2 separate regions of the Mus musculus genome follow, and region 1 is linked to region 2. Evidence: chromatin contacts called from ENCODE POLR2A ChIA-PET data. All regions are on one chromosome and are shown on one strand. The core of a region is the stretch at or near the end of the contact, and the rest is flanking DNA. Distances in the headings are between cores, read along the strand shown. Region 1 overlaps Rffl (ring finger and FYVE like domain containing protein). Region 2 holds the start of Cct6b (chaperonin containing Tcp1, subunit 6b (zeta)).

Region 1 (6,177 bases), core at 1,297-3,796, 82 kb after region 2:
AATGTAATGTAAATATCTGTGTTTTCCAAAGGGTTTTCTGGACATCCCCAAAGGGGTAACAACCCACAGATTGAGAACCACTGCCCTAAAGGGTTATGTCATGGCCAGGGAATGGACAATGACCAGTGACGGTAGCTAAGGGAGATGGAGGCAGGCTGGTTCTGAGGAACCACAAGACAGAGTCAAGTCTGAAGTGCTTTACAAATCCTGGTAAGCAGCAATGGTTTAAGAAGTCTTGGGCAACAAGTGGAGAAGATGGGGGTCTGCCGAAGCTAACCATGAGAGTTCTGAGCAGGACTCGCACCAGTCTGTCTTTGGTATGTGACATCTTAGGAAAGAGTATTCTCTATGTTTGAAGAAGGCAGGCCCTGCCTGTAAGTATTCACAAAACAAAACTCTAAGCCAGTAGGGTGCTTAAAGAAAACAAAATGCTTAAAGAAAACAGTAAAAACTGTTTCCTGAGGTTGGAGAGACAGCTTAGCAGTTAAAAGTACTTCTAGAGGACCCTGGTTCAATTCCCAGCACCCACATAGTGACTCACTATAACTGCAGTCCGAGGGGATCTGATGCCCTCTTCAGGGCTTGGCAGGCACCAGGCATGTATGTGTATAGTGTACATACATACATGCAAGCAAAACACCCATACACATAAAAATAAAGGGGAAAAATGCTTGTCCCTCACCACCACCAGACAGGGTCTCAATATGTAGCTCTGACTGCCCTTGAACTCACTCTGTAGACCAGGCTGGCCTTGAACTCATAGATCCACCTGTTCCTGGCTCCCAAATGTTAGGATTAAAGGCGTGCGCCACGCTGGCTGGCTACGGGAATTTTGTTTTATCTGTCATTGAAAGCCGTGACTGAGGATGAAGGAAAGCCCTCTGACCAGTATTCCAATATAGCTAGCCGGTCTTTGCAACCACAGGTCTTCCACATTTAGAGGATGTGAATATAAAAACAAATGAAAGGATGGCAGGTATAATTAACAACGTTCAAGCATACAGCAATATACATGGCATATAAGACAATAGATATGCCACATTCCTTGTATACAATGGCTAGCCTGCTCAGGTCTAACATCCGCTTAAGGATCACTTCAAAGAATGGAAGAGCTGGCTTTGGACTCCCAAACTGAGACCCCTTGATCCACATCTGAGGGCCCAAGGGTTCTCCAGTTTCTACAGCCAGTTTAGTCTGGCTTGAGGAAACAAAACCATCTGGGGTTACCTGCTTTTGCCTGTCTCATCTGAGTTCAGTATAGTTGTGTACGCGGTGACCTTATGCGGTTTTTGATAGCGGGACTGGGGTGGGGAGGGGGCTTGGCTATGTCTCTCAAGCAGTTTGTCAAGGTTTGTCCAATTGCCAGTAAGGCTCAAATCTGAGAAATACTGCTAGTCTAGAAAGATATAATGAGGGTAGCTGAATTTATGAACATATTTGAGGGTCCTGGAGGGAATGGGAGACGTCAAAGCCTTCAGCACCTTGACATTTATGATAGTGAAAAAATGATAGGCTATTGAGAAAGGGAAAATGAAGCCTGCTGGGGAACCACTCAGTAGTATGCCAGCCAGGCGGGATAGAAGGCAGGGCAGAGGGCGTGGGGGTGGGGTGGTAAGTGAAGGCTCCCTGCTGAAGTTCAGGGAAGCGTGAGCAGGAAACCATGTACCACCATCACAGTGTGGTGTGTGACAAAATACACAAGATTCCCACATTCCCATTCTATGGCTGCAGCCATAGCATACTCTCTGGAGGAGCCTCACCCAGGCTTGGAAAGTAAGCAGCTGCTTTCAAGAAGTGACTTCTGGGCTAAATGAGCTGCCCAGGTGTTTCTGAGACACGTGTACAGAGCCTGGAGCCAGGGAGAAGCGCAGGGGAGGAGGCAGAGTGTCCAGAGATGACCCTGCCAGGTCACTTAGACAGAGTCTAGAGGCAAGGACAGGAAAGAGACGTGCATGCGGGGACCCGAACAGAACCAGGAATGAGAGGAGGCTGTTCTTCACATCGGGTCAGAGGAAGGATGGTGGGCATGAAGCCATGGTAGACAGCGTTGCCCACAGCTCAGCAGCCAGGTACTAGGAAGGGGAGCAAATGTACCTGCCTGCCTTTCCTTTCACTCTAACTTAGCTTGAGCGAACTGTTTCTCGTAAGACACAAAAAGAACAGAAAAGGGGAACTAAGATATGACTGAAGCTACATAGCTTTTAAACGTCATTGGTCTGCTCAGGTCTAACACACCCAGATCCCCTTAGAAAGGACACGTGTCCCCCTTAAGGGCTTCGAAGATGGAAGAGCTGGCTTTAGACTCCCGGACTGAGAAGCCCTGATTCACATCTGAAGGCACAATTCTCCAGTGCTTACCCCCAGCCTAGTCTTGCTTAAGGAAACCAAGAAAAACCATCTGGGGTTACCTGCTTTTGCCTGTCTCAAAACACTGCCACAGCAGACAGTGGGCTGCCCGAAGAAGCTGCGGCTGAGGTCGCTGGAGCCATGTTCGGATGAGATCATCTCAGGGGCCAGCAGCAGCTGCTCTCAGGGACAGTGAATGGTGCCGCCTGGGGACGGAGCTTTGGTAAGCAACGTTGCAACAGAGCTCAGGCTTCACCCAGGGCAGTGCTGACTCACGCCAGCAAAACTCCCATTTCCCAAACAGCCCAGCCGAGCCAGCAGCAACCGACTGCAGCCTAACAAAGAGACAAAGGTAGATTCACCTGGGGGTGGGGGAGAGCCAGGTGAAGCTCATTTCCCCCACTGCTAGAGCCCCTACCTGGGAAGCTCTGGTGGCCAGTTTCTGAAATTTCATCTCAGAACAGCCTGAGGCTCCCCACAGCCAGCTGCTGCAGGTAGCAGGCTCACAGCTCTGAAGATTTTCCCTGGAGGGTGATACACAAGTTGCTTTGCTTTGTAAAGGGTAACATTGGGGTCAGGGGGCTGGGAGAACTAGCCTAGTCCCTGGCGGCGGGTGGAATCCGACCGCTGACTTTTTATCAGCCCTAACCAGCTGGCTTCTCTTTTCCCACCCAGCCTCCTCTGACCTCTCTATTTCCTTAGACAACTAGACTTCTCTCATTAAAACAAAACTAGCAGGGTCCTTTTCTACCTCCCTAGTTGCCAAACTCCCTGCTAAAGTAACAACATCTACTGTCATATTTTTGGAATACCTAAGGAACATAGGAGGTTGGCCTTAGTATTCGTCCTTAAAAAGCAAAGTCCTTAAATGTGTATCAATTCTTTCTTTCTTTCTTTTTTTTTTTTTTAGAAATACAGGTTGTAGATTTTATTATTATTATTATATGTAAGTACACTGTAGCTGTCTTCAGACACTCCAGAAGAGGGCATCAGATTTCATTAAGGATGGTTGTGAACCACCATGTGGTTGCTGGGATTTGAACCCGGGACCTTTGGAAAAGCAGTCGGCGCTCTTAACCACTGAGCCATCTCTCCAGCCCCAATTCTTTCTTATTAGCCTGTTTATTTATAAATCAATTTGAGAATAACTGGCTCATTAAGAGCTATTCATTATTATTGAATTAACCCTGACAGGCTAGAATTGGCATTGGTATTACACACACACACACACACACACACACACAAAGATCAAGGCCTCACAATCTGGGTGCTTTAATTTTCTGTGATGGGTATCTGCCTGAATTCCTGTCTGTGCACCATACTTGCACATGATGCCTGAGAAGGCCAGAAGAGGCTATCAGACCCTCTGGGACTGGAGTTAATTAATGGATTGCTGCAAGCTGCCATGTACTGTAGGTGCTAGGAACTGAGTCCTCTGGAAAAAGAGCCAGAGCTCTCACCCACTGAGCCATGACCCTAGCTTCCGGATTCTTTGACAAGAAACTGAAGTTCCTATCAGATCCTTTTGTTCTCTGGTGAAGAAATGCATGAAACTCTTGGCAATGACATTCACAACCCCTACACCTGGCCTCCTCCATCTTTCAAGGTACGTTTCAGATGTCGTGAACTCTGGATGGAGCTGCCAGTCAATAAATGCTAGGTTAAAATGCATAGGCAAACCTGCCATGTGTGGTACACGACTTTAATCCCAGCACTCTGGAGGCAGAGGAGGGTGGCTTTCTGTGAATTCAAGGCTAGCCTGGTCCACACAGTGAGTTCCAGGACAGCCAGGGCTACATAGTGAGACCCTGTCTCAAAATACCCAAACCAACAAACAAGAAATACATGCAGACAGAATCTGACTTTAAAACTTGCTACTTTACTCCCTGCCAACAAACACGTTCTGTTTGGTTCCATTCACACAGTTCTAAAGAACTGCGACATTCCAGAAGGGCAGCCACTGGAAGTATTACAAACACTGGCTGGTTTCCCTCCTGGTCAGTGTTGCCCATTTAGAAGCTGGAGGTATGTAAAGGCAAGTTTCCCCACAGTGTGTTAATTAGTCCTTCTCAAAGGATAACGCATAGCATCGTTAGAGCAGCGTCCCCCTATTATCTCACCAGCCACACTCCAGAGAATCCTTCTGTAACTGAGGATAAGCCCTACACAGACTAACATAAAACAACTCTCCAGGGTCACATACGCCCAGCCTCTTTTAGCAGTGTGGTTACAAAACTATTATATTCACTCCTCCTACTCTGGTAAAAAATCTAGGCAGTGGGATGCATGCTAGGAGCTGACATGAACCATGCCAACAACAACTGAAAGCACGGAACTCCTCAATCTGCTAAGATTCCATTCAGCTACGGAGGGCCAGCCTTCTCCTGAGATTCTGATAGCTTTAATCCACTTCTCCAAAATACGGCCTCACTCCACCCTTGGACCTCCTTTTACACTGGAAAAGAAAGAGCTCATAAAAGATGCTAAATTTGAACTAATGGCTTTGGGCACACGAGGTTTTATGAGATTATGTAAAAATTGTGAGACTGTGGAAATAAAATAGTACTGGCTATGTCATTTAAGTTCTTCCAATTTTAAAACTTAAACAACCCACCTCCCAAAATTATTAATAGGTTTTTTTTTAAATGGGTCGTTGCAGTATATATGTACATATAAAAAAAAATAAATGAGCTGGGTGTGGTGTTGCATGTCTGTAATCCCAGCATTCAGGAGGCTGAGACGGGACATGATTACGAGGTTAGCCTGGGTATACAGTTAAGTTTTAGGCCAGCATGAAACCCCTCTCCCACACACACAGTTCAAACAAACCCCAGGGGTCATGGAGATGGGTCCGTAGGTACTGGATAAGCTAAGCTCTGTCCCAGAGGCAGGGATACAGTGTACACCTCTGTATTCTCAGCACTCAAAAGCAGGAATGGGAGGATAATCAGCTAGAAGCTCATGGGCCAGCTAATCTGGCCAGCCACCTCCTCAAACCCTGGGAGGTAGGTGAGCACTCAACGGGATCTCTTGGAGACTTCTTTTGTATATAGCACAGACCGGCTTCAATGAATGATCTTCCTCTCTCCGCTCCTGAATGAAGAGACTGTAGGTATGCCCGCCACTCAGCACAGTTCTTCTTGACAATAATATTTTTGTTTGTTTTGGTTTTTGGGTTTTTGAGACAGGGTTTCTCTGTGTAGCCCTGGCTGTTCTGGAACTCACTCTGTAGACCAGGCTGGCCTTGAACTCAGAAATCCGCCTGCCTCTGCCTCCCAAGTGCTGGGATTTAAAGGTGTGAGCCACTGCTGCCCAGCGACAATAAAATTAATCTTACATTCACATCTTTTCTCTGAAAGTGAAACAGTGAAACCCAAATTTCCAAGAACCAGTGGCGTCCAAGACACTGACAAATTCTAATCATTGGTGTGGAGGGCTCTTAATGACTAAGCATACCTTTTTTTTTAAGGTTTATTTTATTTTTAAATGTGTAGGAGGAGATTTATGTGTATATAAATGCAGTGCCCATGGAGGCCAGAAGTAGGCATCAGGTCTCCTTGGAGATAATGCTATGGATGATATGGACGCTGGGACTCAAACTCAGGTCTTCTACAAAAGGAACAGTGCTCCCCACCCACCAGAGGTGCTCAGTCACCTCTGCAGCCACCCCCCTTTCAAATAAACAAGAGTACCTGCTATTCTAAAAAATAATATGGGGGGGGGGGGCGCTGGTGAAATGACTCAGCTGTTAAGAGCACCGACTGCTCTTCCAAAGGTCCTGAGTTCAAATCCCAGCAACCACGTGGTGGCTCACAACCATCTGTAATGAGA
Region 2 (6,438 bases), core at 860-3,359:
GTCTTTGGTGAGTTTGATGTCACCTGCCCCAGAAACAAGCCTGTAAAAAGGACAATGGTGCTTAACTACACAAGCCAAGAATCAACAAACCCTCCCGAGTTCTTGCCATTTATGGTCCTAAAAACAGTTGACTGGGCTTGGAAACGCTACACTGAGCCACGTGGTGACATGTGGTAGTGACTGCCACTTGCGTCTCATGGGATTAGTTCTCCCGGATGACCTTACAGTAATTTCATTCCAAACAGAGCATTTATGGTTTAAACACGAGCTGATGAGTTATACATGTTGGCTAATGAAAAGTATAAAACAGGGCTGGAGAGATGGCTCAGAGGTTAAGAGCACTGGCTGCTCTTCCATAGGACCTGAGTTCAATTGCTAGCAACCACATGGTGGCTCACAACCATCTATAATGAGATCTGGTGCCCTCTTCTGGCATGCAGGCATACATGCAAGTAGAACATTGTATACATGATAAAAATAAATATTTTTTTAAAAGTATGAAACAGAGTACAAATCTACAAATTTCTGTAGGTTTTTATCTTGGTGAATGTCATGATTCAGCCACTGAATTTAGTTGTCTAGTGCCTTGCATTTATTAAATCACCAAGCTTAGTCAATTCTACAATTAAAATGCCTTTGGACATCTCTCTCCAATTTAATTGTTATCCTTCCTAGACTGCTTAGACAGCATCTTGTCTCCTAATTTGAATCAACCCTCCATGCTACATCTTTCTAAAAGGCAATGGGATTCAGTTTCCTGATCACCAATCCTTCAAAGATGTTACATTCTCTACCATCTTCAAGATAAAAATCCAGGTAATTTATCAGTAACATACTTGGCCTTTTCCAAACTCTCCTGTTCCATCCACCATTATTCCCACAGTAGGTCTTTCTGTTCCCTTAATGCATTATAATGTTTATTTCTGGTGGATTTACACCACTAGGAGGTCTTGATTCCTGTCACTCATTCTTCTACAACTCTGATCAAACATCCCCTGATATCTGAGAGGATTTTCCTTCAATCATCGGTAATTGGGCCCTTTCCTCTGTAAAATCATTTGCATCTCTATATAATTGACATACCTGTCACTGCCATGTCACTTTAAGGATACCATCTCAAAGGCTAGAGAGATGGCTCAGCAGTTAAAAAGCACTTATTGTTTTTGAAGAGGATCTGAGCTTGGTCTCCAGCACCCATATCAAATGGCTTACAACTGCCTATAACTCGAGTTCTAGGGATCTGTCACCCTCTGACCTCTGGGGGCATCTGCTCACACCTGATGCACATAAACTCAGACAGATGTGCACACGTAAATATAAATCAGGTTTTTAAAGGAAAGGACAGAAACTATCCCATCTGTTTTTCCAGCATCTAGTGTTAAGTGGACTCGTTTACTATAAACGCTACTTTGCTCATTCCTCTCAGGGTGTCTCTTTCCCAAGAGACCTTTTGATCTCCCCTACTCTTCTTTCTTCGTAAAACAATGGTGCTAAATAAACATATGTCCAAATGGATGACTAAACATGAAGAACTGTAGGTGCGGAGAGTCCCAACTGCTGGAAGATAATGGAACTTGAATTTGAACCTATGCCTGCCTAGCTCCAAAGCCAGTACCACTCCACCACGTCAAAACAATACTGCCTGCGGCGGAGCTGCAGCCCAACGTCTGCTGAGCGCGCGCACAAGGCTAACAGTTTCTATTGACGGAGTCTTTTCTTCGGGGAGGCGCTCTCTTCCTCGGCTAGAGAATCCTAAGAGCAGGAGTGAGAGAGAGGAAACCGGGTGTCTAAATGTCGCAGCATTGCTCACAGGTTTTCACTGATCAGCATCAGAATCAGAGTGAGCCGCGACACCCCGCACACTCTAGCGGCATCTCACATTTTTAGCGCGCCCTTAGGACCCAAGGTGGGACGCAGCACATCCTGCAGCCCACGGGCGGCGCAGATGTTCACAGCCAAGGCCGCTTGGCTCCGGGTCACTTCAGCGCCAGGGTTAGCGATTTTGATCGCAGCCATGGTTCAACAGTCCAGCCCCAAACTTGCCGACTCCGAACCCTGGCGCCACGCCCACACTCCTGAGTGTGGGCCAATCGGCGCCATAACAGGAAGTGACGCTATCACGCCTCGGAAGCTAGACTCGCCTGAGTCCTGGGCGCAAACATGGCGTCCTCCACCTCTACTCGGACTCCGGCTGGGAAGCGAGTGGTGAATCAGGAAGAACTGAGGCGCTTGATGAGGGAGAAGCAGCGCCTGAGCACCAACCGGAAGAGGATCGAATCTCCATTCGCCAAGTACAACCGTCTGGGGCAGCTGAGCTGCGCACTGTGTAACACCCCGGTCAAGAGCGAGCTCCTGTGGCAGACCCATGTTCTGGGAAAGCAGCACCGGGAGAGAGTAGCGGAGCTGAAAGGCGCCAAAGGAGCAACCCAGGGCCCGTCGACCGGCACTGTACCTCAGGCCACCAAGAGGAGAGCGACGGATGTGGAGAGCCAAGACGCCAAGAAAGCCAAGGCCTCCGCGGGACCTCAGGTACAGCCCTCCACCTCAGCCTCGTCCGCCAACTTGGATGCCGCTAGGGCGGCCCCCAGTAAACCTGGACTCGGTTTACTGCCTGATTATGACGATGAGGAAGAGGAGGAAGAAGAGGGAGGTGGAGAAGAAAGAAGGGACAGCAGCAAGCATCTTCCGGATGCACAGGGCAAAGAACACTCGCTTGCCTCTCCGAGGGAGACAACAAGCAATGTGCTGCCAAACGATCCGTTTAATACAAATCCTCCCAAGGCCCCCTTAGTTCCTCATTCAGGGTCCATTGAGAAAGCAGAAATACATGAAAAAGTGGTGGAAAGAAGAGAGAACACCGCCGAAGCATTACCAGAAGGGTTCTTCGACGACCCTGAGGTAGATGCAAAGGTCCGGAAGGTGGATGCCCCAAAGGATCAGATGGACAAAGAGTGGGACGAGTTTCAAAAGGCTATGAGGCAAGTCAACACTATCTCTGAAGCGATCGTTGCTGAAGAGGATGAGGAGGGACGGTTGGACCGGCAGATTGGAGAGATTGATGAGCAGATAGAATGTTACCGCCGAGTGGAAAAGCTGCGGAATCGCCAGGATGAAATAAAAAACAAACTTAAAGAGGTTTTGACCATAAAAGAACTTCAGAAAAAGGAAGAGGAGAATGTGGACAGTGACGACGAAGGAGAATTACAGGATTTGCTGTCTCAGGACTGGAGGGTAAAGGGGGCTTTGCTGTAAGGTTTTGAAGACCCAAGCTTTCCATCAGTCCCCGCTGTCCCTTAAAAAGTGCTGTGTCCAAGTTCTTGGGTTCCTCTGACCTTGGATACCCCTAATTGTTGGGATAAAGTAAGCCAGTGAGGAGTAATACTTTGGGGATGGTACTGTGTGCGGTGCTATTTATTATAAAATGTTTGAGGTAAAACCGTTTTTGACATTTTTGAAATTATAACCACAAATTGCCAACTTTTTCATCTTTACAGGTTCAATGTGGTTTTTCAGTTGTAAAATCTAAGTTGTAAATATTGCACATAGCTAAGTATATATTTATATAAGTCACTCTGTTTTGATCCTTATATTAGTCAGATAAAAAAGACACATGTTTATATGACCTCGATGTATATATATTTTCAAGCCTTAAACTCCAAGGGTTGGCGCTTTGGGAAGGTTGTTTTTAGAAGGCCACTCATAAACACATATTCTTCATAAAGCAGTGGATGGGTATTCTTTTTTCAAAAGCATACAGATGTCCAGACTCCAGCACAGTGTTTCTTTTGACAAGATCAATGATTGCTAAGTTGTACATCAGTATCACCTGTGAAACTTTTGATTGTTCATGGAATGTCAAATCGCCTATGAAGCTTTAGTGCCTGAGCCCCATCTTAAAGAGGTTTTGACCATAAAAGATTCCATAAATTAAATGGGATCCAGATGACAATATTCTTGACTATTCCCAGGTTATTCTAGTATTTGCCCAGGTTGGAGATTCAGCTGCCTTAAGTGTAAAACCTATCTATATATTTTTCAGGCTTTGTTTTCCTTGAACATGCTCTGTAGTTTACTGTACTCCCTGCCCCCGAGTGCTGCTAAACAGATCAGAGCTATGGGAATGCTAGGCAAGTATTCTCCCACCACCAAGCCAGTTTTCAAATGAAGGAAATATTACCCCATTGAGTTGGAAATTTTATTTTTGTGGTAAATCAGGCTTGTGTTTACAGGTTCTTTCAATGGCAGGAAGATAGGTAAGTTGCTAGTAAGGCAATGCCAGTTACCTTATTCTAGTTATTGATATTTTAAAGTTTTCCTTGCTTTGGAGGATGAGTGTTTTATATACAGCATCTTCCAATTTACTATAATAGCTAAGACATACTGTTCTAAGCCTAGGCCAGTCAGGATTCTAAGCACTTTACATATATTAACCCATTCTAGCTCAGGTTTTATAAGGAAAACCACCAAGAAGAAAAGGCCTGAAAGCCTTGAAAACTGGATGTGGTGCCTCACCCCTGACATTGCAGCTTTTGGAAGGCTGAGGGAGATGCAGCCTGGACTATGTAGTGAGACCTTGTCTAAAATAAAAAAAAAAAAAAATCCTTTAATTCTAAAGAACTGTTTTTACAGGCAATGTGGAAATAAATGGAGGATTTGGGTTTTTTTAAACTGAAGAAGTCTGTGACAATTCGGTGTTATTCTAGTTGTAGTGTGTGGTATGGAAGAAGTCTAGGACAAGGAACTGGGAAATTATGTACACAACACTTCAAAAGTTAAGCGACTGATTAGTTATGGACTAAGAGGGTGGGAATAACAATTTCTCAGGAAGAGCTAACATTTAGTAACTAGAAGTAGAAGAAAAAAATGTAGAAGGGACAGGAATAGGAATGTCAAAGGACTTTTTTTTTTTTTAATGATTTATTTAAATATGCATTGGTGTTTTACTTACATGTATGTCTGTGGAAGGGTGTCAGATCCTCTGGAACTTACACGCCATTGTGAGCTGCCATATGGATGCTGGAATTGAACCCGGATCCTCTGGAAGAGCAATCAGTGCTCTTTAACCACTGAAGCATATCTCCAGCCCAGGATTTTCTTTTAGGTATGAATACCAAGAAGACATTGTCTGACTTGGTATGTGCCACACATGATTAATAATCTTGCTCCTTATGACACAAAGTCTGAATTCTTTTTTTTTTTTTGGTTTTTTGAGAGGGTTTCTCTGTGTAGCCCTGGCTGTCCTGGAACTCACTCTGTAGACCAGGCTGGCCTGGAACTCAGAAATTCACCTGCCTCTGCCTCCCAAGTGCTGGGATCAAAGGTGTGCGCCACCATGCCCGGCTACAAAGTCTGAATTCTTAACTGTCAACTATTAGCTATTTCAGTTTGAAAATTACAAAAAGTGCGCCACCACGCCCGGCTACAAAGTCTGAATTCTTAACTGTCAACTATTAGCTATTTCAGTTTGAAAATTACAAAAAGTGCGCCACCACGCCCGGCTACAAAGTCTGAATTCTTAACTGTCAACTATTAGCTATTTCAGTTTGAAAATTACAAAAAGTGCGCCTGCCTCAGATGTCTGACCCCCACACTGAGGATTTTCAGTCATCTCAGCATGCAAGGAAGAACGAGGCTGTGTTGAGAGGTGGGTGATGACCTCAGGAGCACTTTCGGTACAAACACAAAGCTGGGTATTGTGGGTCATATCTGTAATCCTTTTTTTTTTTTTAAAGATTTATTTATTTATTTATTTATTTATTTATTATATGTAAGTACACTGTAGCTGTCTTCAGACACACCAGAAGAGGGAGTCAGATCTCATTATGGATGGTTGTGAGCCACCATGTGGTTGCTGGGATTTGAACTCCTGACCTTTGGAAGAGCAGTCGGGTGCTCTTACCCACTGAGCCATCTCACCAGCCCCATATCTGTAATCCTAACACTAGGAAAAGGAGAGGCAGGAGGATTGTTATTTTAGGGCCGTACATTTGACAATAAGACTCTATTTCAAAAAACTAAAGCACAAAAATAAAATACAAATCGTATTTTAAATCTAGTAGCCATTTTTAAAAGAAACAGGTGAAGTTTTAATGTTTTTAGGTACTCTGCTAAATCTAAAATATTATTTCAGGGAAAAAGACTACTCAATACTTTTGCGTACATTTTTGAAATCTAAGTTTATCTAGCAGCATATATATATATATATATAGAGAGAGAGAGAGAGTGAGAGAGTGTTCAATAGACATCAGCACAGATCTAATATACATGCAGAGGAAGTAGTGAGCAGAAGGTTCATTAACTACTGGCAGCAGAGGAGGTTAGGAATGGTTAGGTGTGGCTTATCATTGAACATGTCATGATGTAGATAAGATTTGCTTTGTGTGTGTGTGTGTGTGTGTGTGTGTGTGAGCACACACACATCCATAGAGACCAGAGAAA

Evidence for each region. ChIA-PET counts read pairs that join two places held with the same protein, here RNA polymerase II (POLR2A).
Region 1: POLR2A ChIA-PET joins it to region 2 with 15 read pairs in Patski. The contact joins the enhancer-like site here to the promoter of Cct6b in region 2. POLR2A ChIA-PET finds 5 or more read pairs at or near these places in 3 of 5 experiments (Patski and embryonic stem cell).

What each region holds. Positions count from the first base shown.
Region 1 is chr11:82,843,344-82,849,520 of GRCm38, forward strand. All of the region lies in intron 1 of Rffl (ring finger and FYVE like domain containing protein), which reads right to left. Among named protein-coding and RNA genes, the nearest start is that of Rffl, 25 kb to the right of the region's middle. Within about 2 kb of position 2,547, at least 3 of the 3 ENCODE cell types and tissues checked have a DNase peak (open chromatin) inside an H3K27ac peak, as active enhancers do.
Region 2 is chr11:82,762,212-82,768,649 of GRCm38, forward strand. It overlaps Cct6b (chaperonin containing Tcp1, subunit 6b (zeta)), which reads right to left and starts at 2,110. Exons shown (of 14, transcript NM_009839.3): 1 at 1,880-2,110; 2 at 1-40. The coding sequence starts at 2,016. It overlaps Zfp830 (zinc finger protein 830), which reads left to right and starts at 2,134. Exons shown (of 1, transcript NM_025884.4): 1 at 2,134-5,411. The coding sequence starts at 2,161. The coding sequence ends at 3,252.